Linked DNA regions of Mus musculus: region 1 is linked to region 2. Evidence: chromatin loops called from intact Hi-C (ENCODE). Cell type or tissue: left cerebral cortex. All regions are shown on one strand. Links, peaks and the distances in the headings refer to the core of each region. The heading gives the core; the rest is flanking DNA. Region 1 has its middle 100 kb from the start of Gm42264. Region 2 has its middle 60 kb from the start of n-TIaat2.

Region 1 (12,379 bases), core at 2,682-10,681, 1.0 Mb before region 2:
TACTAACTTCTAAAGCTTTCATGTAAAGTGAGAAAAGAGATATGTGGTGTATTGAGTGTTGTCAATCATTTTTTATCTTGACCTGAATTGTAAAACTCTTTACCAATTCAATTAAGCCTTCTCTATTGACATAATCTCTGATAGAAAATTCTCACAAGTGTGTCAGAAACATAGAATTGCCTATTGTAAATGGTTAATGTTCTACTTTTATTTTATTATTTTAGAAAAAAACATTTTAACTTAATATCAATAATTAAAGTGCACAATTTAGGGAGTTATTATCAGTTTTAAAATTGTTTTAGGTTTTAGTGCTCTACCTGTAGCATAATATTTAATCATATATCAAATTTCATTTTCCAGTTTAAACAATTTGTCTAACATGAGAAGATTTTGTGGCATAATAATGAAAATTAAACTAAGTAATTTTCCTTTTCTTTCATTTGATCTATATTTTCAAAGTAATGATTATCTAAAGTTTTTAAATGCTAGTTAATAATACTCTAGATGAAATTAAATTATATTAAATGTGATAATACAGCCTGGAAGTTTAGACTGTTTTGAAATATTTATTAAAATGTTTACAGACTGCCTGGAGAATAAATAGAAATCCAGATAAATAAAGTATCGTCACATTAACATTCTAGACGTTTCAGGTTTCCCTTCCTCCTTTCGCTTGCTAGTGGCTCTATGTGTGCTACTACAGTGTTCTGCAATAAGGTGTAGCTCGCGTCTGATGAACGCTTACATCTCTTGAATCTGCCCAATTGCATACATGTCAAGTACAAGCTCTTATTTTTATCATTTACAAAGAAATCTGTTACTGGCCTCTATGTACCCAAAGAAAGTTACAAATTCTATTTTGTCTGTTTGCTTATCTGTCTTGTCAGCTCTGAAGACTCACAATGGCAGCAAAAACTGCAAGGATTAGATGACTGGAGTATCTTATAATGTTAACATGTCTCAGAAAATCTTACTTCCATATGAAAAAAAGCAGAATATTCTTAGAGACACAATAATTAGTACTATGTTTTGGGCAAAAACTACTGCTGAAATGTTAATTTGGACAAATTAAACAAAAGCAGTGGCTCTATCTTGTGATTCAAGATTTAAAACATTAAACATATCAACTAGACTGGAAGGTATATTGCACCATCATTGCAGTAAGAATAAAAAACAGTGGCCTCAGATTTTGCCTCAGTTTGGGACTGCTCAATAGTGAATGCTAAATTAAGCTGAGCTCTTATTTTTCATCATTACAAGAATAATATGCCACAAAGTTAAATATAAGAATGGTATACAACACAAATTACAATTACCTAATGATAAATGAATTATATCTTAATGTTGTTAGATGTCAAAGATAACACAGATTATTCAAATTATTGAAATGGTGGAGAAAAGAAATAATGCACTTTGCACAAATGAATTTTTCAAATAATCACCTCTCTTCACTGGTCTATATTTGCATATCATGTTATTAATTTCAATCCTTATGACTCTACCACTTATCTGTCAGAACTGTTGCAAGAACATGGGAAAATCAAATGGATGTAAACTACTAAATAAAAGCAGCGATTGCATCATTGGACTGTTGGGGAGAGTTCTCTTTTTACTGCTGTGCACAAGCCCCCATTGCTACGGCTTTCATTGGTGTAAATGTAGTCTGAACTTCAACTCACACAACAGTTTTATAGCTTCCTGCACTAATAAAAATGATTAAAGGTTCATTTTATATATATTTTTGGGCCATCTTTTAACCAGGAAGCTAGCTAGCTATGTTCCCATTTTTTAAAGTTATTATTTCATGAAAAATATATAATTTGGTGTATTTCTCTGAAATTTATCCCATGTTAATAGATATGGTTTGCTTTTTAATAATCAGTATGAATTAAGAAGGATTCCTTTTTATCACTTATTTACACAATTAATATAGGCTCTTTGTAGGAACTGATGACTATTGTACAAACTAATAAAAGTATAAGACAACTGGATAGATATATTTATGGTCAAACCGACATGCTTTACAAGAAAGTGGGTAAAAGAAAAACCAAATGATTATTTTTAAATTGATTCAATGCTTAGCTTAAATGTAAACAAAAGCATCATATTTCTCTATCTATACTTTACCATACTCACCAGGGTACATAAGATACAAAACCTTGAAGAAGAATTTTGTACTCAGAGATACTAAGATGTTTTATTATCTATAGGAATTTTTCTTTAAAAACATGAGAATTTGCTTGGAGGCTGAAATGTAAAATTTTAAATATTTATTAATGATAAGGATTGTAATGTAACATTTTTTTTTCCAAAATCAAGAGTGTCCAGGAAATAGTTTAATGCTAGTTAGTGCCAAGAGTTAAACATTAATGTTATAGAATACTGTATTTTTTAAAGTAAGAAAAGTAGGCCACAGAGAGGACATGAAAAACATGAGCAAGAAAAAAACAATACTTAAATACTTGACATATTGGGGACAAGGTATTTTTGACGGATCATTGTCTTAGCTTGTTTTATGACCCACATGGTTTGTTATATCAATCAGAGATGACGCTTTCTGAGTAAGCCCTCATTTATGAGTTTTTCTTCCCAGTTGTCTCTCAGAGGTAAGGGAAGCATGGTTTTATTCATTGCTCATCACTGACCAGTTCGTAATTTTTTTTACATGTTCATGGAGTTTTAATACAAATTTAAAACTACAAGTAGGTATTTTAATAGAGTGTCCATGATATGATATGATATGAGTCTGTGAGTATTTAAACATATACTAATGTAAAACTGAATATTTTAATAATCCAGAATATTATAAAGATGGATCATTAAATAACTTTGATACACATACTTATAAACACAGAGGTGGCACTTTTCAAAATTATAGGTTAATATTAATTGTGGAAATCTCGAATCAAAGAAAATTCCTAATGTAAGAATTTTTTTAAAAGAATTAAAGAGTAGAAATTCAGAACAACTTTTGTTAATTATTACAAATTATATTTACTCTCCATTGTTTAAAAATCCTCTAAATAATATGCACTTTACCTTCAAATACTTCTCTTCCTGCAGACAATTTTTAATGTATCAGTGTAACCACAAAGAAAATCCTGAAGGATGAGTCTTCTGTTTCTTGTTTCATAGTTTCCCTTAGTTTCCTCCTGAAAGGCCAGAATTGTATTTATTATACATGACCTAACAAGAGTAGATAACATCTGTAATGGTTTTATTTGTGATTCCATTTCCTGCCGTGCATTAGATGCAATATAAATCTTTTACATAAAACATCAAAAGTGCTTTATTCTGACAATTAAAATAAAAGAAACGAAGCACTTCCAGAATGAAAACTGATCAGGTTTCCAACTAGCAGTCTCTGTTTATTTTATCTACCTGAAATATTTGCATCTCCGGAGTAAGTAGTTTTGCTAATCGGTTTACATCTTCAAGCTGGCTTCAGTTCCTTAAATATTTATACAGTCTTAATGTACATCATGCTGGTTTTATTAATTTTAACCCCAAAGCCTCCCCTACCAATTACTACTTAATGACTATATTGCTTTTTCTCTTGATCGCCTTTGTTCTTTGCTACAATATTAAAGGGGGGAGGTAGGAAGGAAGCATGAGGCTTAAAATCAAACAGCTAAATAAATTGTTACTCTCAAAGATCCACTACGAACATCCAGCGTGTCTGGCTCTACTGTGTTTCTCTAGCAAAGTTCTGTGATTGGTTTGGATTTGTTTTTTATTAATATGAATTAATATGTTATTAAGCTTAAGAAATAAGACAAAAATTTTCAATAAATGGAGTTGGTGTTTGGCTTGATGTCCCTTGATAAAGTATACATCAGAGACATTGAATCATCTTATATCTTTCGAGTGATCAGTAAAAGAAAACACGTCTTTTGGCAAGCTTAGTAAGATTATGCAGCCAAAAAAAATTAAAGTGTTACACTCATGAGACACACTTACTATTTCACAATATAAAAGGTGCAGGTGAAAGAGATTAATTTCAAAGTCTATGGTATTTCTTTTCATTTTTCTTACTAGCCTAAGGTAATAATTATTTTAAGATGTGAAATAAACATTTATGTACATATGCATTTATGTATGTGTCTGCGAATAAAGATATTCTCCATCTCATGACTTCTAAAATAGTGTCTTTCACTTTAGTGAATGTGTTTATTCATCTAAATTTTACAATATCCACAAAAGTACATTTCAGTGCAAATATGAATAAATTTGTGTTCTCAGAAGAAAATTATGTAGTCTTTTGTTTCACATTTGGCAACTAAGAATGTTATTACCTACAAAGAATATATTAAATATATTTTAATCATGTTTTATTGTTCTGTGTAGCTCACAGATATATATCTATTTTATCTAAAACTAAAATATTTTATCTATATCATTTTATCATTTATTGGCCATCAATATGTTATTCAGATTTCTCTATGTAGCCGGAATTCACAAGGCACCAAAAACACTACATTAACCAGCAGGGCATTCTAAAACAGCAAGAGCAATGAATATATTTGTTCACATTTGACAAGTGTATTACATGTTCATTTTAGCTGCACTGCTAGGTGTTATTGCTATTAGTGATACAAATATTTAAGAAAATTTCATTGTCTTGAAACCTAATTATTCTCAATGAGCTTTTGATTATCTCAATTTCTGACCTTCATTTCAGGTTTGCTGATTGACAGCTATAATAAAAGCTAAACAATACACTTTATGTTAAAGAAAAAAATATATAAATCAACTATTTAGGCAGCCTACAGAACCTGAAAACTTAAAACTTTTTTAAATATTTGCTTCACAATTTATGAGGTATTTTCAAAACTTAAAAATCTTTGCACATTGCACCTAATATTTATTTCTTAACATGTGCATTCTTTATGAATTGCTTTTCTTTGTAAATTTTATGTAAATATTCATATGTCCAGTGTAGACTCTTACATTCATTAGTTGCTAATATTGATTAAAATTTTACACATTTTTTCTGCTAATACTGATCAATTCACTATTGGCTTGAAATTCTCACAGATTTTAAGTAAGTAAGCACTTTTCAAACATTCTTTCTTTTTTATTTTTCAAAGATATGTACACTTTTTTTCCAGGTCTGTGTTTCTGGAAACACTGGATTTGTCCGGTCTCTACCTTAATTTGGCTTCGCTGAACAAGCTTTATGTGTGCTACCCACCGTCTTGCCATTTTCTCCAAGGTCTGACTGTTTCTGGGAGAGTAATAACCTAGCTATTCTTTAAACACACCCAATTTTCTCTGATTTTAGCATGTTCATTTCTTGAGCCATGACTTTCTAGCCCTTTACATAAGCATCTTTACTTTGTGAAACCTCAGAATAAAACCTTTAAATTGCTGAACCAACTCCTGATCATTGAGCTTTCTTATCATGCACTATCTCTATTTATTTATTTATTTATTTATTTATTTATTCATTTATTATTTTTGGTTTTGCTTTGTCTCCCTCCATGATACTTTTTTTGCAAAGATCAAACATGCATTTGTATAAAGTCGTTTAATATGTTTAATAGGACAAGATCTGTTCTGCATTAGTGAGGCCACAGTATACACAGTCATTGCCTCTGTATGCGCATTGATCATGGAGAGTGTAGCTACTGAATAGAAACTTCAGAAACCCTGTAGAAATTTATCCGGTCTGTTCAATTGAAAATGGAGTATTTCCCCATTCCAGAAAATCCCCTAAGCCACGTTTACGTGCCAGCATTGTTTCTTTCTTTCTTTTTTTTTTTTTTTTTGTCTTTGGGTGTCTTAAAATTTCAGGGAGCTGAAAGCTACTGAACCCAATATGTTAGAATATACTACATCTACAAAATATTTTGCTGTGTTAGCATGAGCTCTCTCTCTCTCTCTCTCTCTCTTTCTCACACACACACACACACACACACACACACACTCACACACACACACCCCTGAGCACAAGCACTCTTGTTTAATCTTACATTGATTAAAATGAAGAGTGCAATATTATTCTTCGGTTCATATTCTATTTTAGTTTTTGTAGAGCAGATATCACCAGTATAACAAATGTTTTCTAGTCTTCATTTTGATGAAAGAAAAAAAAACAGATCATATTATATAAGTGTTAAGTGCATCTTATATTGAATACTGATAATCGTAATTTTCTGTGAGTATTTCCTAAGATCAGTCATCTATTTTATGACTGTACACACAGAACTTCGTCGCTTGAACTTTTTCCGCTTTATACATAGACATTTTTATAAAATATTCATAAGAAATTGTTGACTGTAGAACTGTGGCAATTCTCTGGAGTGATCCTGGGAGTTTTTCCGTCAATGAGCTCCATGTGGCTCTGGCAGCATGGGCTACGCTCCATAAATCAGACTAAAACCATTTTATGCTACTTTCTAAAATTACTGCTATCAACAAAACCCATGAGCCTGAATTACTTAATCTATGCAGATGTTGTTAACTGCATTAATTATTTAATTCTGGCAATAAAACAGCAGTTGTATTTGCCTTCATACAGACAAACCATTCACAGGGTTCGCTTTTTGAAAGAATGTGTAATAATATAACCACTAGATGGGAGTAGACAACCTTCCAAGCAATGAACAGTTTGCCACTGGAAGTCCCTAGACTTTGATGTAAGGTAATTCTAGGTTACTGTATCACATTTCTAACCAAAGCTCAAAGAGGATCCTTTGTTAACTATTGGAAGTTACATTGAGATTGAGTTGTTTATGTCAAGAACTGAACTGATCTGAAAACACTTTCCTCTCCAGGGCCAGGATTGTCATCTATATGATTTCACGGTGAGCAAAGGACGCAAAAATATACATTTTTTAATGTCTTTACTGACACAGAACCCACTTTAGATCATAGTTAAGAAACTAGTAGTTTGACAAATTAAATTCTTCGTTTTGAAGTACAGCTGTGTTCTAAAAATAATTACATAAACTAGACCTGAAAGAGAGGAATCGACTAAGCTCCCGCTGTCTTAAGAAAGATGGTTAATTGAATAGTTCATGCACATGTGCTGAATAATAAGCACCTCCAATCAAAGATAAGTATAAAACAAAATGAATGTTTTTAACTGGGTGAGCTGTGCCAGTGAGCCTCGACCGGTCAATGAAGTTATAATTGGTTCTAATTACAACATTTCAAGATGTTAATGATTTTGTTGTTGTCATTGTTAACCTGTATCTAAATCAAGAACAAAGGTAAAATAAAAAAAAAAAAGTTAGAGGAAGTAAACGTAAAATGACGAAGCTGCATAATTCTTTCACCTTAGTAACCATATCCAAAACTCAGATTACTTTCTAGTGAGGCAAAGATGGATGATGCACAAAATGTTCATCTTAAATGGCAGTAAAGTTTTTCCTCAAGAAAAAAACTGTAATCTTAATTTTAAATGTTAAAATGAATCTTGCTCATTTCATTATTGCTCTTACCACCCGTAGCAACACAGGCAGTGCAGTCATCAATATAAGGCAAAGGCTATATTGTCTGTTGAAATCTCAACCCTTACGACTCTTCTCAATTCCTGAAACCTGTCTGATTTTCCCTGTACAGCACTCATCTTCGAATCAGATTTGAGTTTTATGATAGTATGCTTTATTCATTTCTAATTGTTACTTATAGTTCAATTATAGATGTATTCTCTGGTTTCTCTTAATAATATGCTTCAGAAGGTTTTCAAAAATTAATCTCAGACTAGATTTTCTATATTGGATATTGTAACCACATTTTCCTGATTTCAAACTCAGAAGACCACTACTATTCAATTATATCTTCACAGATGTAAATTTTACTCCAGTTTTAATATTTTTTTCAAGTTAAATATTATCATTTTTAAATGGCAAAAATTTAATAATATGTTTTATGGCAATTTTGCAAATTTAAATAACTAAGTAAATGTTAAATATGTCTCTTATGCTATTAGCTTGTAATAATACGTCTGTCAAATTATGAGCAAGAAAAGTTGTCTTTGTAATAGTAGATAATAAATGCAATTTTAAAAGAATATTCTAACTAGATTTAAATATCTTTATCACAGCATTAAGGAAAAAAGAATTATGTAGTAAAAATAGTAAAAATAACATTATTTTTCTTTAATATGTTTTAAAATAACCATTCTAATTCATACAAATGTTAAAATCATATGAAATCAGCTTAGTCTTTCAAATGCAAATGTTACTATGAGCTTTAAGGGGATGGTAAATTGATTTCTGAAAAACAAGGCTATCGCTAGGAAACACATACAAATTTCAATTCAAAATCAAAAGTTATTTAATTATCTTATGTGAATAAGCCTTAACAGAGTTAATATAAAAATTCTTATACTATAATTTAATCATTTTAGTAAGAAAAGTAAAAAAAAAGTTACTAAATGGTTATTGTTCTATCTTAGCTTTAGTTTTAAATAATACAAATATTTTCATGTATAGTTACATTTATTTAAATTTTCCAGTTTTAGTACTATAAGGGTATACATTGATTAATTTTTGGAAGGAATGTAGTACTAAATGTGTTTACATTTTTCTGTTTTCTTTGGCCACCTACATTTTTTGCATAATTTGTTTTAGCATCTTACTGGGCTTTGCACCCTTTACTCTCTGCTTGTTTGAACAGTTACTTTGGACTCTCTTCAGTATAAAACCTCATAATAGCCACAAAAAAATGCACTGAGTGTAAGTGTTCTGCTGTATTTAAACTTTCCTATGTGTCCACTCCTCCATTAATAAAGACTGGCTTAAATATTTTTAACATAATTGAAAAATTTTTTATGTGCATAGTTTTGCTTGCATGTGTGTTTATGCACTGTGTGTGGAAGCCAAGTTTTCTAATCATAGTAAAATGAAAGAGTGAAAGACCTTATTAATTGTAAGTGACTAAATATAACATGTATTTATTCTATTATAATTTCTTAGGTGCTGTTAATATTTTATCTGATAATAGAAACATGGTTTTGCAAATACCCATACATTATATTACCCTATTCCCTTGTAAAATCACATATACTCATATATAAAAATACTCATATATATATACATATATATATATATATATATGTGTGTGTGTGTGTGTGTATAAATACTCATGTTGTAAACAATATATATACTTATATATGAGTATTTTTGGAATTTATGTATCAATTTATCAAAGACAACTTTTGATATTCACAAAAAATTGAGATGTCTTAATAGGAACTACTTAAATCCCTTTATGTATTCTAATTTAGTTCTTGATAGCCAATCTTGAAATCACAGAAAAATCTAAAATGACTCTGCTGTGGATGTAGTCCACACAGGTTTTTTTTTTTTCTCCCCTTTTTCTTTTTCCTATTTCTGGTGTCCATTTTGAAAGAAAAAAAAATGTGTATGCTAAATATGGAAAGAGCAAGCAGTCTTTCCTTGAAACAAGAAAAAATATTAAACTACATTTGTTTGAACATGCCCAAAACAAATTGAATGAAACTGAGGAATATAAGCTGGCTCATTTTTGCTTTTATTTTACTTGCATTATGTCTCCTTGTTTTACATTATTACTGTGTGAGAGAAGATCAAACACTGAAGCTTCAAGTAAGTGCTGCGGCCCCACCCTTCTCATGCTGAGACAAACTTGCAAGTCACCCAACCTGACAGGAATAAGCCACTCCTGTACACATTTTTCCTCCTCCTCCTCCTCCTCCTCCTCCTCCTCCTCCTCCTCCTGCTCCTGCTCCTGCTCCTGCTCCTCCTCCTCCTCCTCCTCCTCCTCCTCCCCCTCCTCCTCCTCCCCCTTATCCTCCCAAATCACAGAAATGTTTTAGGAATTAATGGAATCACTTTTTTAAAAATATATTCTCAACTGGGGAGAAAATGTTCTGAGTAAGTACAATGGGGTGACATAAGGCAAAATATCTTTCTAAAGGAGCAACTGCAAATATGAAAGAGATGGTAAAGCAGGACAGTGAGCATGCAGAGAGAAGCGAGTTGGCGCGTCTGACATTATGCATATAGCACTGCAGCTCTGGAAGGCCCAGTCATGACCGAGAGACAGTGGTACCTGGGGTTTTATACAAGCTCAATAAGTAAAATGGTTTCATTAGGACCTGTGTTCTGTGTGTCTACAATCAGCCTGTGTATTATCACATATAATACCACCAATAGAACAGGCTTTGTTCCTGCATCCGACACTGGGCGTTGTGGTAGAAAAATATATATTCTTCACATACACATATATTTTTTTACCTGTCCACTTCTGTTTACCCAGCTGAGATTACATCTCAAACTACTGTTGGTAAACAGCAAGGAGTGAGAGATTTTTCTCTGCCTTCAAAATGAAAGAAACAGCTAATCTTTCATAAATCCTGAACTTAAACAACGAAACACACAATACACACGGCATTATATTTTATGGTCCATTACAGCGTATCTCACAGATGATTCTTATTCTAATTACACAGAGCTCATGAATGAGAACGTGGGGTGTATTAGAAAAGCCAGAGAACAAGGGCGAGCAAAACTCTGGCTTCAGCACTTCCTGAGAAAGGAGCTCAAGCTGTTGTAAACAATCTGATTTGATTTGGGAATTTTTCAAGCTCTCTTAACATAAACTTCATTTTAATTGCAGAAAAATCTTCCAGAGGGAATGGTTTTATAGTCAACACATAAGGTTTGAAAATCTTGGACTTCCTGCAACAATGGGTTCAAATCCCAACAGTGCCCCCATCCTTTGGTGGTGGCTGAGTTAAGTACCATGCGCATGTATATACATGTGTGAGCGGATATTTTACAGATGAAGCATCCAGAATGAGAGCATTCGTTTCACCGTGTGAAGTTCCCAGTGCAGTTTTCCTAAGAACAGAGTGTGTGGCTCATGAATGACTGCAGCTTCTGGGAACCTTGCCAAAAACCTAGGGAAACCAAGAGTGTGGCTTTGCTCTAAAGGAGATTAAACTCCCTATTTAAAAGCTCCCTATACTCCACCATTGTGAGGCTTACACTCATTACTTTTTCCATGTTAGATGGTGAGTTAATACACATGTCTAACTGCAATATCTTAATTTCCTTCTCCCTCTGTGTCTCAGAGTTAGTGGACTCACTATCACGTGCACCGTTCAGGGTAAGGATTTATAATAGCATGTACCAGATGCTATTGTAGGGGAAATAATATGAGAACTAGACAGAAAGTCCAAAAGAATAACTGACCAACAATAGTTATCATGGCAGGAATGTTAAAATAAATATATTTTAAGGTGTGAGGTGACAACGTAAACTTCTCTTTGGATCACTTAGTTGTCGTTTTCTACATACATACGGAGGTTTCCCATTATCAAGTATTTATAAAATGGATTAAGGGGAAGGATGCGAATGAGGATGCTGTTCATCCTCGTGCATCATTGGTTTACATGTGTGGCTATACATTTATACGTTATAAGCACAAAATATTTGTTAACTTAATCAGAATAGCTGTTAATAACATCTTCTGTTGTCTAATGGATGATGGCATATAGTATACACACACACGTATATGTATATATACATATATATATATATATATATATATATGAAATATGTCCACTTTACGTGACAAATTAACAACTAAATATAACAGATATAACTAATTCTTAAGTGTTTACAATTTTATACAGTGATATTATATCAATGGAGCATATGAAATGTGATTTGAATTATAGCAGAAACAACAATTTTCTGCTTCTGTAGATATTTTCCTGATCATTTCTTTGGATCTCTACTTAAAGAATTGTTATAATTTAATCAGAAATACATAAACAGTAGTATTAATAAATTAGAATACTACTGTTTTCGTCACCTCAAGGTAACATCTAAACTCAGAATCTTTATGGAGATGACATGTTAAAGTCAGTGTAAATGTCATCTGAAAAGCCAGAATGCATCCTAAAACTTAAAGTTTTTTTTTTTTTACTAGTTGTGATTTTTACATTATATTTAGCAATATGGAAGTGCTGAAATGTACAAATAAGGCATAAAATAATTATTCTATAAATATTCCAATAATTAAATTGAAAAAAATAGATTGTAATTAAACAACATTTGGAATTAAAGGTAATACTAAAAACTATTGATATGATTAGACCCTGCAGAAAGCTGATTTTGTAACTTTAAACATTCTGTCTTGAATACGGGCTTTGTATGTTTTATACTCTTGCTTTAAAGAGAACATTGGTTTAGTATTAGAGAAGTCTGGTGCTCAAAATGAGACATTAGCTTTCCTATTCCCCTTTCACTGTATTAAAACAAACCAAAAGAAAATGAAAAAAAACCAAAAAAAAAAAAAAAAACAAAACAAAACTTTGGAGTTGTGGCTATTTACAGCATGATGGCATAATGATATACATAGAGAAAACAAAAACATA
Region 2 (12,379 bases), core at 2,120-10,119:
GGCTGGTCTATGCTTTCACTGCTTCTCCCTTCCTACATATGGAACAGAAGACTGTCTTATGTGGCCTCAGTGGGAGAAGATGGCCCTAATCCTGTAGAGACTCCGTGTCTTTGGGAAGGGGAATTCTGTGTGGGAATCACCCGCTCAGAGGCTAAGGAGAAGGGTATGGATGGAAGAACCCTGGGAAGGGTTCCATTTGTAATGTAATTAAATAAATAAATAATTTTTAAAAAGTGGCCAGTCACAGATATGTCCAATTTTTATACAATGTCTTTTAAATTAGATTAGCTATGTAATTCTTTAGAAATATAAAACAAAATTATTCTGAGAAAAATCACAGCAAATACAAGTAGAACATAAGTACAAATTCTAGTTTAATATTGTACTCCATTTTTTTCTATTTAGTCAAGAAATGTACAGATTTCTCTTTCAATGTCAATAAACCACCTACTGAGTAGGTAAAGAAGACAAAAATGTACTCAAGTCAAAGGAGATACTTCCTTGGAGTAGCTAAGATTGAGCAAAAATCAAATGTGGGCAATTAATGCAAAGAAATAATCCTCTGTGAATGTATACTATTAAATTTTATGCCTATAAATGCAAACAGAAACATAGGATTTAATGTGAAGCAAGAATACATTAGCTGATTAAATTAATACACACCCAATCAAATACAAAGAAAATAGTATATTATAAATCCTAAGAAGTCTCTGATAGAAAGGTTGCTGAAATATGTTAGTAAGTATGGTGCACAAAATGAAATCACGAGGATTTGAGTTGGATACATGCTGCATATAGGCAAAGCCAGTTATGGTTGTGCACACTTACTATTTAGTAGGGCAGAGGCACAAGGATTCGTGGGTCCTGCTAGTCACACAATCTAGCATTACTGTTTAACTATAATACTCAGCCACAGACTCTGTCCAACAACAACAACAACAACAAAAATAAAACAAACAGCCAGACACCAGTGAAAAGATTTTTAGAAAAACATAGGAGGTTGAGTCAAGTGATAGCATATACTCTGACACACACACACACACAGAAAGAGAGAGAGAGAGACAGACAGACAGACACACACACAGACACACAGACAGAAACACACACAGACAGACACATACACAGACATACAGACACACAGACACACACAAAGACAGACACACATATATAGACACACAGACATAGACACAAAAACACAGACACACACACACACACACAAGCACACGTGTGCCTGAGTATGTACTATGATAAGCTATATAGAGATTTTTAAATTATAAGAAAATACACTGAAATAATGTTTAAAAATCTCAGGAAAATTAGTTTAAAAGACTTAGTAGAGTGTAATATTAATAATTAGTTTAATATACTTTAGATGTTATTATACTGTTATAAAATTACAAAGTAATGTGAACAATTAAGAAGAAATAAAATTAGGTTGATAATAGATTAAATAAAGTTGCTATCGCCAGATATCAAGGATACAAAAAGTAAAATTCTACATATTATGATAAACTGATATACTAAAAATCTCACTAACAATACATTCTGTCAGCAATTTTTTATTTATTGACATAAATTATTATTACATTTATAAAATAAATTACCAGAACCTCTTTTAACCATTTTACTCACTTATTGTGTATTCCACACTATGGGATTCATTCCAAAAACATTTTTTCCAAAAACTGTCTGACTCAGACTATCATTAATTTTTTTTTATTGATATGAGCAGAAATGAACCTGAAACTGATATTGTCAATGTGGTTTCTAATGTACACATTATATAACAAAGTCATAAAAGGCAGAAAATAAAGGTGAAATTTTAATTGACTAAAACCATGAGATAAAAAGCATATATCAAAATAAATTATTTTCTTCAAAAACTATGCTGGTGAACTTCCTAACCACACACCCTAAACATAACATAAACAAGGAATGAAATAACATGTGCAGCATCTGCTCTGTTCTGAAATGACCTCTGAACAACGTAGTGCTAGGCATTGGAGCCCCGAGAGCAGGAGCATGCTTTTTCATAATGAATGTGAAGTCATATTTCAAGGGAAAACTATTTTTAATAGAGAGTTACTATTCATAGAAACTAATTATAAGAGAGGATTTTACTAATTTTAAAGGTGTCTGACCAAGGTGAAAAATTAACAATGAATCACATTGCCATGGGCTGATCACTGGAAACACTTGAAGGGGCACTTCATCCTGTGAAGTGGGGGCTATGCTATGCACAGTCACAGCGTCATGCCGAGTATGTATGTGTGTTGAGGATCTAAATTTGTTAAAATGTATGCTTCAACATCTTAAGTTTCAATAAATATTCTTTCCTGTATTTTTAGGCAGTTTACAATACAGTGTAATGGGAAGACTGTGATTTAAATGATTTACTGACAATGAACCATAAATAATGATGCCGATAGCATTGTACATAAAAAAATATAAAATGTTTTATCAATAAAAATAAGTTTTATTTATATTAAATATGTTCTTTTCAAAAACTTCATCAGTAGAAAACACAGCAACATTAGTCTTGCTAATACTTACCCATACACTTCCTGTGAAAATTCAACCCTCCTTTTGTCCTCCTCAAATCAAGTTTCATGTACTTGCTTGACACGATATACCAGTAACAAAACAGGGCATAATTACAGTTTCATGATTTTAAAATGTATCTCATTTATGAAATCAGAAAATTTTATTTCTACATGAGTGTTATGTCTTATGCAATAAGTTTCATATATCCAGCTGAATATATATATTCACACATACACACATACGTGTGTGCGTGCGTGCGTGTGTGTGTGTGTGTGTGTATAATCAAGATATCAAGATAGGTTAAAGGTTTTCCAATTAAAAACAGAAAAGTCCTAAGAATAATTTATGCAACCCCTGTAGAGTGGTAGTAAAGTTTTTTTTCATCATAATCAGCATAGACCTAGAAGAAGGAGGAATAGTTTCTAATGAGATTGAAATTTAGCAATATCTAGTGATCTTTATAAATAACAAATAACTCAACAATTATTAAATATCTCTAATTATATTTATTGAATTCTTAATATTTCTAAAGGAAAGATTGTTAGTTTAAGTATTATAACTAAAATGTCCTCTACATCCACCTAATACTGCCAGATAATTTTTTGTCAGAGTTCTCTCTCTCTCTCTCTCTCTCTCTCTCTGTCTGTCTGTCTGTCTGTCTCTCTCTCTCCTCTCTGTGTCTGCCTCTCTCTTTCTCTCTGTGTGTCTATCTACCTCTCTTTATCTCTCTTATGTGTGCATCTTTAAGTACTTTCTAACAAAGAGAGTTTTCAATTACTAAACAAGAAAAGCATTTGTTATTAAAATATAAAATATGCAAATACATATATAAAATGCATATTTATGTTTCCTCTCCTAAAAGATAAAATAGTGCATTACTAATTTAGTTTGTGGGATCTTGTGACTCTACTTGTCATAACAATGTACCACAGATTTATGAGCTTCATATGCAAATATTTTAATTATTTAATTTACATTTAATAGTACTCTCCAGATTAGTTCTTAAGATAGAACTTGAGGCACTTCTAGTAACATCTTTGTAGCTTTTCCCAGTCCTTAAAAATCATCCTGACATCTTATCTGCTGTTGGCGAGTTTATTTCTATTATACCTCCAGGGAAATACGCTCTTTGAAACAGGCGGTATTTAATGAAATATATATACATATATTTACATATTCATTAAAAAGAAACTGAAGAATATGTAAAAGTATTGCTAATTTATAATCACTCCGAGTAGGATTATTTTGAACATGAAAGAAATTCTCAATTGTTCACAATGCAGAGATCAAAGATAAGGGTTAAACCAGAGAAAGCAAAATGTGGGCTAGCATCTGACACTGAGTCTTGTGTGGGCCGAATGCAGGGCTGTGGGAAGTTACCATGCTTTGTCAGCCAATAGTTACCATTAGAGAATGTCACAAGAATTCAAACTAAGTGTGAGCAGATGGCACAAGGAAGAAAGTATAACTTTTGTGAGTGGTCTCAGTGACCCTGTTAAAGGTAGGAAGCTTATTACAACTGTGGTGACCTTTTACGTGAATGAATAGGAACGCATGGTTTTCAAAATTTTTTTAATGCAATAAAACTACTTCATAAGAGTAAAATAAAAAAATAAATATTGGTGCTGAAAATTATACATGCATATTTAGGAGTGTGAAAACAGATGCCTGTTTAAGTGAGCTGTTTGAGAATGTATTTGCATTTGCATCCCCTTGAACAATTGTATGCATTTTTATACAGGGTTCCATTTATAAAACTAAGTACTATTCCTCTGGTTTTCCTCTACTGTTCATCTATTTATCTTACTTGTACACAAATAGGAGTCCTTTTAGAAATTATACTTATATAGGCAGATAGATGATGAATATGAATGATTTCCAGAACAAACTGAATGTGTGGGTTGAGGACAACCCTGGTGACCTGCAAATGTGGACAAATGTCCTGCTCCACTGGAATGACAACAGATCTTCACAGTCCTGCTGTCAGGATCTTCTCAGATGAGGAGAAGAGATTTTTATCTTTCAAAGTAGATTTTCGTTCATACATACATCACTTGTGACTGACAATGTGAAATAGGTTTTCAGGAATTCGGTGCATATATTTGTAGTTAAAAAAGAATAACACATATTTTCAAACTTTTGAGAGAATTAAACATGGTCATATATGGGAACCACAGGGATACTACTCACTCTATTAAGAATTTTATAATTCTCTTATAAAACTCTAAAAGGAGTTTGAGCATTTGAGTTCAGGGATGGGCTCAAATAAGAAGACTATTTGGAAATAAATGTGTTTTAATGTACTTTAGGTTTTGAAAGAGTGCATGCTAGATAAAGTACAATCTGAAAATGTAGAGCTTCTTATAGCAGTCGCCCATGTATTGACTCCATCCCCAGTATTACTGTTACTGCTTGCCTACTCTTGTCAACTTGTATTCTCTTGCCAATCAATAAATAAAGCATTATGGAAAAATTGGCTCCCGCCTTGATTATACTTCTTCATCTGTCTGGTATATAATTTCTTCTGGTTTGTGATGCGTTGTTTTAAAGTATTGACCACAATCAAATATTGCAACCATGTGAAAACCATGAATTGTGAAATTAAGTTAGTAAATTTAGCTTACTGGAAATTTCATCAAGTGAATTTCTAAGCGTCAGGAGACATGTCAACATCAACTGAATTTGCCATTTGGGAATTTTACTGTCCTTAACAAGTTATCTCAAATCCTAAACCAGTGCAGCACACTCAGGGCCATGGTCCAACTGTCTTTAAGTGCATTTTATTTTCAAAGGCTCATTTTTACATCCAGCATCAAATTTTAACTAAGGCTCTGTGATAAAGAGTAAGAAAATCAGTCTTCAAGGAAATTGAAAGGCAAGAAAAATAAGTATATTTAAACTGTGTATCTTCTAACACCTTTTAGACAACTTGCTATTTTTATATTATGTTTAGGAGCTGGAATAAAGCTAAATGTTTGTTCTGAAAGATGAGAGATCAAAAAGCAATTTCCTTTAAAAAGAAAATTTTGTAATAAAAACCACTTCATAGGAAAGAGACAATTGTCATATCTGGCTTATTTTGACTCAGCAAATTCAGCTTGTTCTCACCTTCATAACACGAGTGTGATGTTTTATTTATATAGTACAGTTTAAAAATGAAACTTAACGGAACATCTAAAATAAAGACAAAACTCTTCTTTGCATGTATTCTTTCAACATCGTCTTCATATTCCTTGATTGTTCAATTAATTATTCCATACACAGAAAATTTTAGTAAAGGTAAGCTTACATTGTGAAAATTATTCTTTTCACTTCCTGTAACTATATTCCTTCCATCCACAGTTTAACACTCTCAAACGTTATTGGCAAGCAGTATTTTTGATAAGAATTAGCACTACGTTGAGCCATCAGTCCTTAGCATATTTCATTTTGGTACTGTTGTTTTCAAAATCAAGGGACTGAATTCAGGCAACATTTTTATTTTGTGATTAAATGAGTGTTGAAATAAACATATTTATATCATCTCCGATGATTTCTTTTTGTAGACAGTATTTATTTTGTGAAATCAAAGTGAAGTGTCATTTTAGTACAGAACTCAGCGAGGACTTGTGGCATTCTTTTACAAGAGTAACTTTAGGGGGCACTGTGCTGCCAGGAGAGAAGAGTGCAAGACCAAGCCACATAGACTTTCTTTCTTTGCATACGAATGTACCACAGTAAGTATTGCAAAGAAATCAAGCCCAAAGTGTTACATATTTCTTACATTTCCTAGATTCACTAAGACACTGACCACCCGTGAAACAAACTTCAATTTATTGAAGAGTATGCTTCCACAATAGACAGTTATTTCTCACTTCTAATGAGAAGGGGAAAGAGAACAGATCCAGGCTGCTCTGGAATTAAGAAACATACCAAACTGCAAACCTCACAAACGAGGAGACTACACCATCCTTGAAAGAGGAAATAATGAAACTGAGTGATTCTGTACAGTAAGAGAGTCAAAATAGAAAAAAAAACAAAACAAGACAAAAACAGAAACAAAAGATAGTTGTCTAAGGGAACAAAGCACCAGGCAGCCAGAATCCCTGACCCACTCTAGTGCCTCGCAGGGGACGCAGAAATGTCAATCACAGCAGCATTAAGACCATTTCACACATGCACACACCTGGAATCCTCATGGCTGGGTTCTGTAAATTCCCGCGGTCAGCTGCATCAGTCACCTGTGAGATCTGATTTACATTCTGACTCCAAAGAATCTATTTTGTTATCTAGTGAGATCAAAGCAAAAGAAGTAGAGTCTACAAGGAAGCCCTTGCCTTTCACAGCCTTCTTCCAAACTGTTTGATGTGAATGAGTTAATTACATTATATGCTATAGACCAAATGGAGGCTTTCTACAATTTAATTATTAATTATAGTATATCAGTTTAATTATATAAATACATATGCTAATACATACATGGAAGTAACAAATTTATTTGGTAACAATTTATAATGTTTTCCTCACTATTAGGAAGCGTTAGGAATATCTCCTCTTTTTTACCATTAGTGCAGATATTTGAGGTTGGGCCTCAATGGTTATGTTTGTATATTACAAGGAGATAAAGCTGGCTCATTCCAAAATTCTGTATTTGATTTCATTTCATTTCCTTCAAAACTATTCATTTGCGGATGAGAGTCACTTGAAAAGAAAATTAAAGATTTTTGAGGAAATCACAATCGTCCAAAGAGACAAACAGAAAGCAGTGAGCTATGTTAAAGTGTAAATTATTAAGAAGGAGGAGTTTTCCTTTGCTGTCAAAAGATATTTAACTGATTTGTTTAGAGGAGGGTGAATTGGATTTAAGTGCAATTTAGTTGATAAGTTCTTGGGGTTCTTGTAACTGTTATTATGGCAATACAAAGAATGTATACACACAAGTAAACAACACACCCCTTCTATCATATTTATCATACAAATTGTCAACAAATTAATGATTCCACCTACTTTAATGAGGTACAGAAAATTGTATGCAATGGTTCAGTTTTTCTTTCTAGTCTGTTTATTGTTGCCCTTGTCAAAACACCGAGGCTTCAAACGCACTTCTTGCTCTACTCAAGTCTGCATTACTCTTTTTATTGAAGAAATTATTTACTTTCTTAATATTTGAGAAAATGTGAAGATTTAATGTCATTTTCGTTTCATTGTCAAAGCTGTTTAGCATTTATGAATACTTGAGTTGTATTTCTGGGCAATTCAATCATTTCAGGGCTTAATCAATAGTGAGAAATAAGAAGTGTAGAAGAAAGAATATCAGATAATCCTAGATCTTATATCTTTATCAGTGTTCACTGGAAGAATTTTAAGAGATTAGTAACAGGCTAAGTGGATTTTGTACTTCCTCCTGTGAAATTTAATAATGGTCTTTAGCTCTAGCGTAAGACTTTGAAGTTTAACTAAATTTATAACAAAATTTCTCACATTTCACAGGACATTTCTCTCATGTACAATATGATATATAATGCATGGATATTTTTCTTTCTTTTTAATTTTTGGAATTTCTCATTTAATAAAGATTGTTAGATTCATGTTATACTACTCAATGGATTTTTTTGGTAATCAGGGAAAATTGTTAATATTTAAAACCTCACATCATAATTTTAATTCTTCATTACACTATTGATCATGGATGCAACCAGAAAATGTTCAGATCATAGTGAATATATTCACCTTCCCTAGTATGATTTTACTTTACATTAATTAATATGGCATATTAGTGGCTGGTTTCATAAACGAGATTTTAAAATAAACTTTTTCATATAAAGGTTTAAATTATTTTTAAATATATAGTTGTGTGGATGTATGAATTTTTTAAAAAAATTAAGCTATAAATCATTTATATCTTTTTATACATCACTATTTTTACTTTGTTATTTATATATGCTTATAGAAAATCTACTGTCTTTCAAATAATATTTTGAGAAATTACATTTGCCTGTAATCCAATTTTTATTTGTATAGAAAGGCATTTCAATGTGGTGAATATTTGTGTGTGTGTGTGTGTGTGTGCGTGAGTGTAAGTGATTCGGAATATTATTATACAATACAAGAAATAGTTTAACTTAGTAATTTTCATCCTCAAGGAAAAGACTTTGTAGAAGCAGCATTTTTATGAAGACATGGAACAGTACTGATACTATCTTAAGAAATAACTGACAACACTTTCCTCATCCATAGTGACTGGGACCTACCTATAACCACACTGAGCCATGTTAGAATTAAAAAAATAATATTTTTACATATGAAAACCAGGCTTGTCTGTTGAAACTATTTTCAAGCCTTTAAGAACTAGTATTTCTCTGTTTTCTTTAAGTGTTAGGTTGTTCAAATTAGAGAAATAAAATACTGACTAGTGTCCACAAACATTATGAATGTATTTTTCCATGTTACTCTAATCACTGGTCCACCCTCTGAGGTCTTTCTCATCACATTGTACAGTGATGCCATAAGCAACAGAACCTTTGGTATTTTGCTAGAATTCTAAGATAATGTTGACCTGGTTACTCAGATGACATAGTTTACTAAATTCTTATTTGATTTCTGTATACCAGATATTTTGTAGACCCGCCAGGAAGGTGACAAAGTCTTGGAGTAAATTTTAAAATCACAAATCAAACCAGCCAGGATAAATGCAAAGGTTTCCGACGCTGAACGTGAACAAGACCTCTCATAGCAAGGGACCTTCCTTATGTCCACTGTTAAAAAAATGTCTTTCTCGTTCTGTCTTTTTCTTCTTCTGTTTTTTTTTTTTATTCTTGATGTCTTTGTCAGTTGTATTTAGATTATCCATCTGATGTTATAATCAACATATTCTGTGTAAATGTCAAGTACACTAAGGAGTCATTAAATGCTTACGATGTTTAATCAAAGAAAATGCCATGCCACCGCCCTTTGACTTGGAGGTACCAGAGAGCAATGTCTGCTTAACTGATGGCTTTTTTAGAAGAGAGAGAAAGGAGTAAGCTTCTTCCAGCCACGTCCATATCTTGCTTGGCCACCCATTGTGTGGACCTTGCTGAGAGCTTGAGACTTTCCAGTTCCCTAATTGAGCTATAATTCCATGGATGCTTTGCTGCTCTGGAGGGAAAGCTGTGGTGGCATTTTTATGGCTGTGCTCACTCAGTTGAAAACCAGAATAAATCACAAAATCGTTTTTGAAATGTTTAAAAGTTGAATTGTATTACTTTAGAGAAAAAGAAAAACTGACTATTGAGAATCAGAAAATTCACCTTTAAATCCTTTATTTCTGTTCCATAACATATATATATAATGAAACATTTTAATAAATAAACACATATTGCATTCGGAGGTTATAGTTTTAAAATGTTATCTGTTTTTTCCTTATTACCTGTAAGCGATTACCACTGGTATTTCAGCTCTTACTGATTGTACTCATTTGTTTGAAGCAATGCTCCAAAAAAATATACAACTTGTTTATAATATTTTTACTTTGGTTCAATATTTTACAAAGCTCAAAACTTTTAAAAATTGTTCACAATAATCTTTATCTGTAAGCATGAAGTATTATTTTAAATCATATCTTGTAAACAGTAATGTAGACTATTAGATATTATAGTTCAAACTACATTGACCATCATTCCTATCTCAGTCCACTCTGCTTTTATACTGAGGAGGCCCTGAGCACTAAGAGGGTGAATGCTAAGATAAAGGTTTATTTATAAGAATTACTTACAAATTATGTTTTACTTGCCCTTAATTTTTTCATTGCTCACTCCTCTAATTTTTGTTTTCAGACAACACTAAACAAATTAATTGTCTAAAAGTCCATATCAATATCTTGCTGGGAAAAAATACTTACATATACAAACTATGCATTTTCTCAATTTTCAGACAGAAAATTCACTTATGTTGCTTTAGTTGATCTTACTATCCTCTAAATTCAGTTGCTTTTAATGCCTCCAGTACACTTGAATTGTGCAATCAGATTTAAGGATGCAAATTATTAGTTAAAACATTTCAATATTCACAATCTTTCATCATTCATACAATTATATTTCATTTAGTTCAAAGATAAATGGTTAGACTTGGAGGTCATTCAGTCTGACATGGAACTTCTACCAACTAGTATCAAACTGTATGTAAAGGGAAAGTCTGGGAAAGTCTGGACTATAGCATTTAGTTTTTAATTTTACTCATGAGCTGATATTGTTTGCCATTCCCTGCTATCTTCCCTTGTGCACGTGTTGATAAAATCTTGGGTTATATGCTTTTCACAGTTTCTCTCAAGAGTATTGATATATTGAACAGACTCCACATTGTTTAAGATCTAAGGTAAGAAAAGATTCTAAGAGAAAGAGCAATCTTTCTTTCATTCCACAAACTCTTTCAAGGTCATTTTGGACCAGGGTAATATGCTAACGTAAGCCTTACTTTGTGCAGTATTATAAGTGTAATAAATATGTCATTATTACATATCACTATTTTAATTTTAAAATCAAGTAAGTTATAGTCAAAGTTATTTCTTTAACTGGATTGCTTGGTTTAAATTCTAACTTTACTCTCCAATTTTAGTGATTATAATTTCCTTTTATATTATTTTTCCATAAGGGTTAATGTGACTATTGATCCTGGCATTTAAGGGAAGTGTAACTCATCAACTACTAACCTATTTGAGTCAGTTTTGTATTGTATATAGAATGTGTACTTTAAAATGCTACTCACACAAGTATGTTCTGTCACCTAAGCTATTGCAAATATTGAGATACAGAAACAAAAATTACCGTTAAGACACAATGACTCCCACAAATGCAAACAGATAATAGGAGTAAAAATCAACTGCAAAAGTTGGTTAGATTGTATTAATCCCTGTAAATCTCCACCATTTCAAAAGCAATTCTGTGAACTAAGAAAGCCTTTGTCTCTCCTGACTGGCTTGAGCTCCCAAAGAGAGGTGTGGTAGCACTGAAAAGCTCTTTACCACAGGGATCCACACAATTAAGAAAAGCTGAGAATGTACAAGTTTGCTAGTTTAGAAATATTAGCTTGCCTCCTACTTAAATCCAAACAAAAGCACACTATGGCTCTGGGTCAACCCAATATAGACAAGACCTGAGCTCTGGTTTGCCCCATGCAAAGAACTATAATGGAGTGGAAGCAGCGGCTACTTAATATAGGACTTAAAATTACCCGTGACTGAAGTGAGCACATCAATCAAAAGTTTTGGCATGTAATGAGTCAGACAAACCAGAGCGGTGAGCTTGAGGGCAGGAAAAGCCTCTGTTCAGTATTCAACAGTTCTCAAATAGCCATGACATCCCTTCGCATACACCACCGACTTCCAGCAGGTGGATTTTTAAGGCATTGTCCTCAGAACACAAAGATGGATCAACTCAGAGCATTTGAGATGGCTTCCTGTTTTGTCTTCTGAAAACTAAGGCTGCAGAAAGCTGTCCACATTCTTAGCATTTTTTGTATTAGTCAACGAGGAAATATATCGCACAGAGGAGAGAGAATTCAATTAGAGCTGAAACAGAAACAGCTTTTGCTGATTGTTCATATTAGACATAAAATGTAGGTAAACATTTAGAAAATATCAGTATGTGTGCAACTTTATTGTTAGACAGTTAATATTCAAAGTCCTACAATATTTGATGGTCATTATCAATTTAAATTAACGTCTTAGCATTTCAAATGCCAGCAATAAGACTGATTACATATTTCTATGTCTGCATGTAATTGTTGCAAAAAATATATCTGAGAGGAATGGAAGCAAATAGCTATTGTAGTATATCAAACCTTTTTCATTAATACCCTTATTTTTAATAGCAAATTGAAT

What was found. A loop is a pair of places that touch in the nucleus more often than their neighbours do. Peaks named below come from ENCODE experiments on the same cell type or tissue, not always from the same donor. Only the 100,000 strongest peaks of a DNase experiment are listed, where the experiment ranks them.
Region 1: a loop joins it to region 2, with 2.5 times the contacts of the local background. A loop is called at or near these places in 2 of 42 quality-filtered maps.

Annotation. Positions count from the first base shown.
Region 1 is chr4:26,923,705-26,936,083 of GRCm38, forward strand. No RefSeq gene overlaps it. Among named protein-coding and RNA genes, the nearest start is that of Gm42264, 100 kb to the left of the region's middle. In left cerebral cortex, for the core only: a CTCF peak has its summit at 6,577 (motif pointing right); DNase peaks (open chromatin) are centred at 5,225, 6,523, 9,625 and 10,110; H3K4me3 peaks cover 268 bases.
Region 2 is chr4:27,959,019-27,971,397 of GRCm38, forward strand. No RefSeq gene overlaps it. Among named protein-coding and RNA genes, the nearest start is that of n-TIaat2, 60 kb to the left of the region's middle. In left cerebral cortex, for the core only: a CTCF peak has its summit at 6,179; DNase peaks (open chromatin) are centred at 6,199 and 6,672.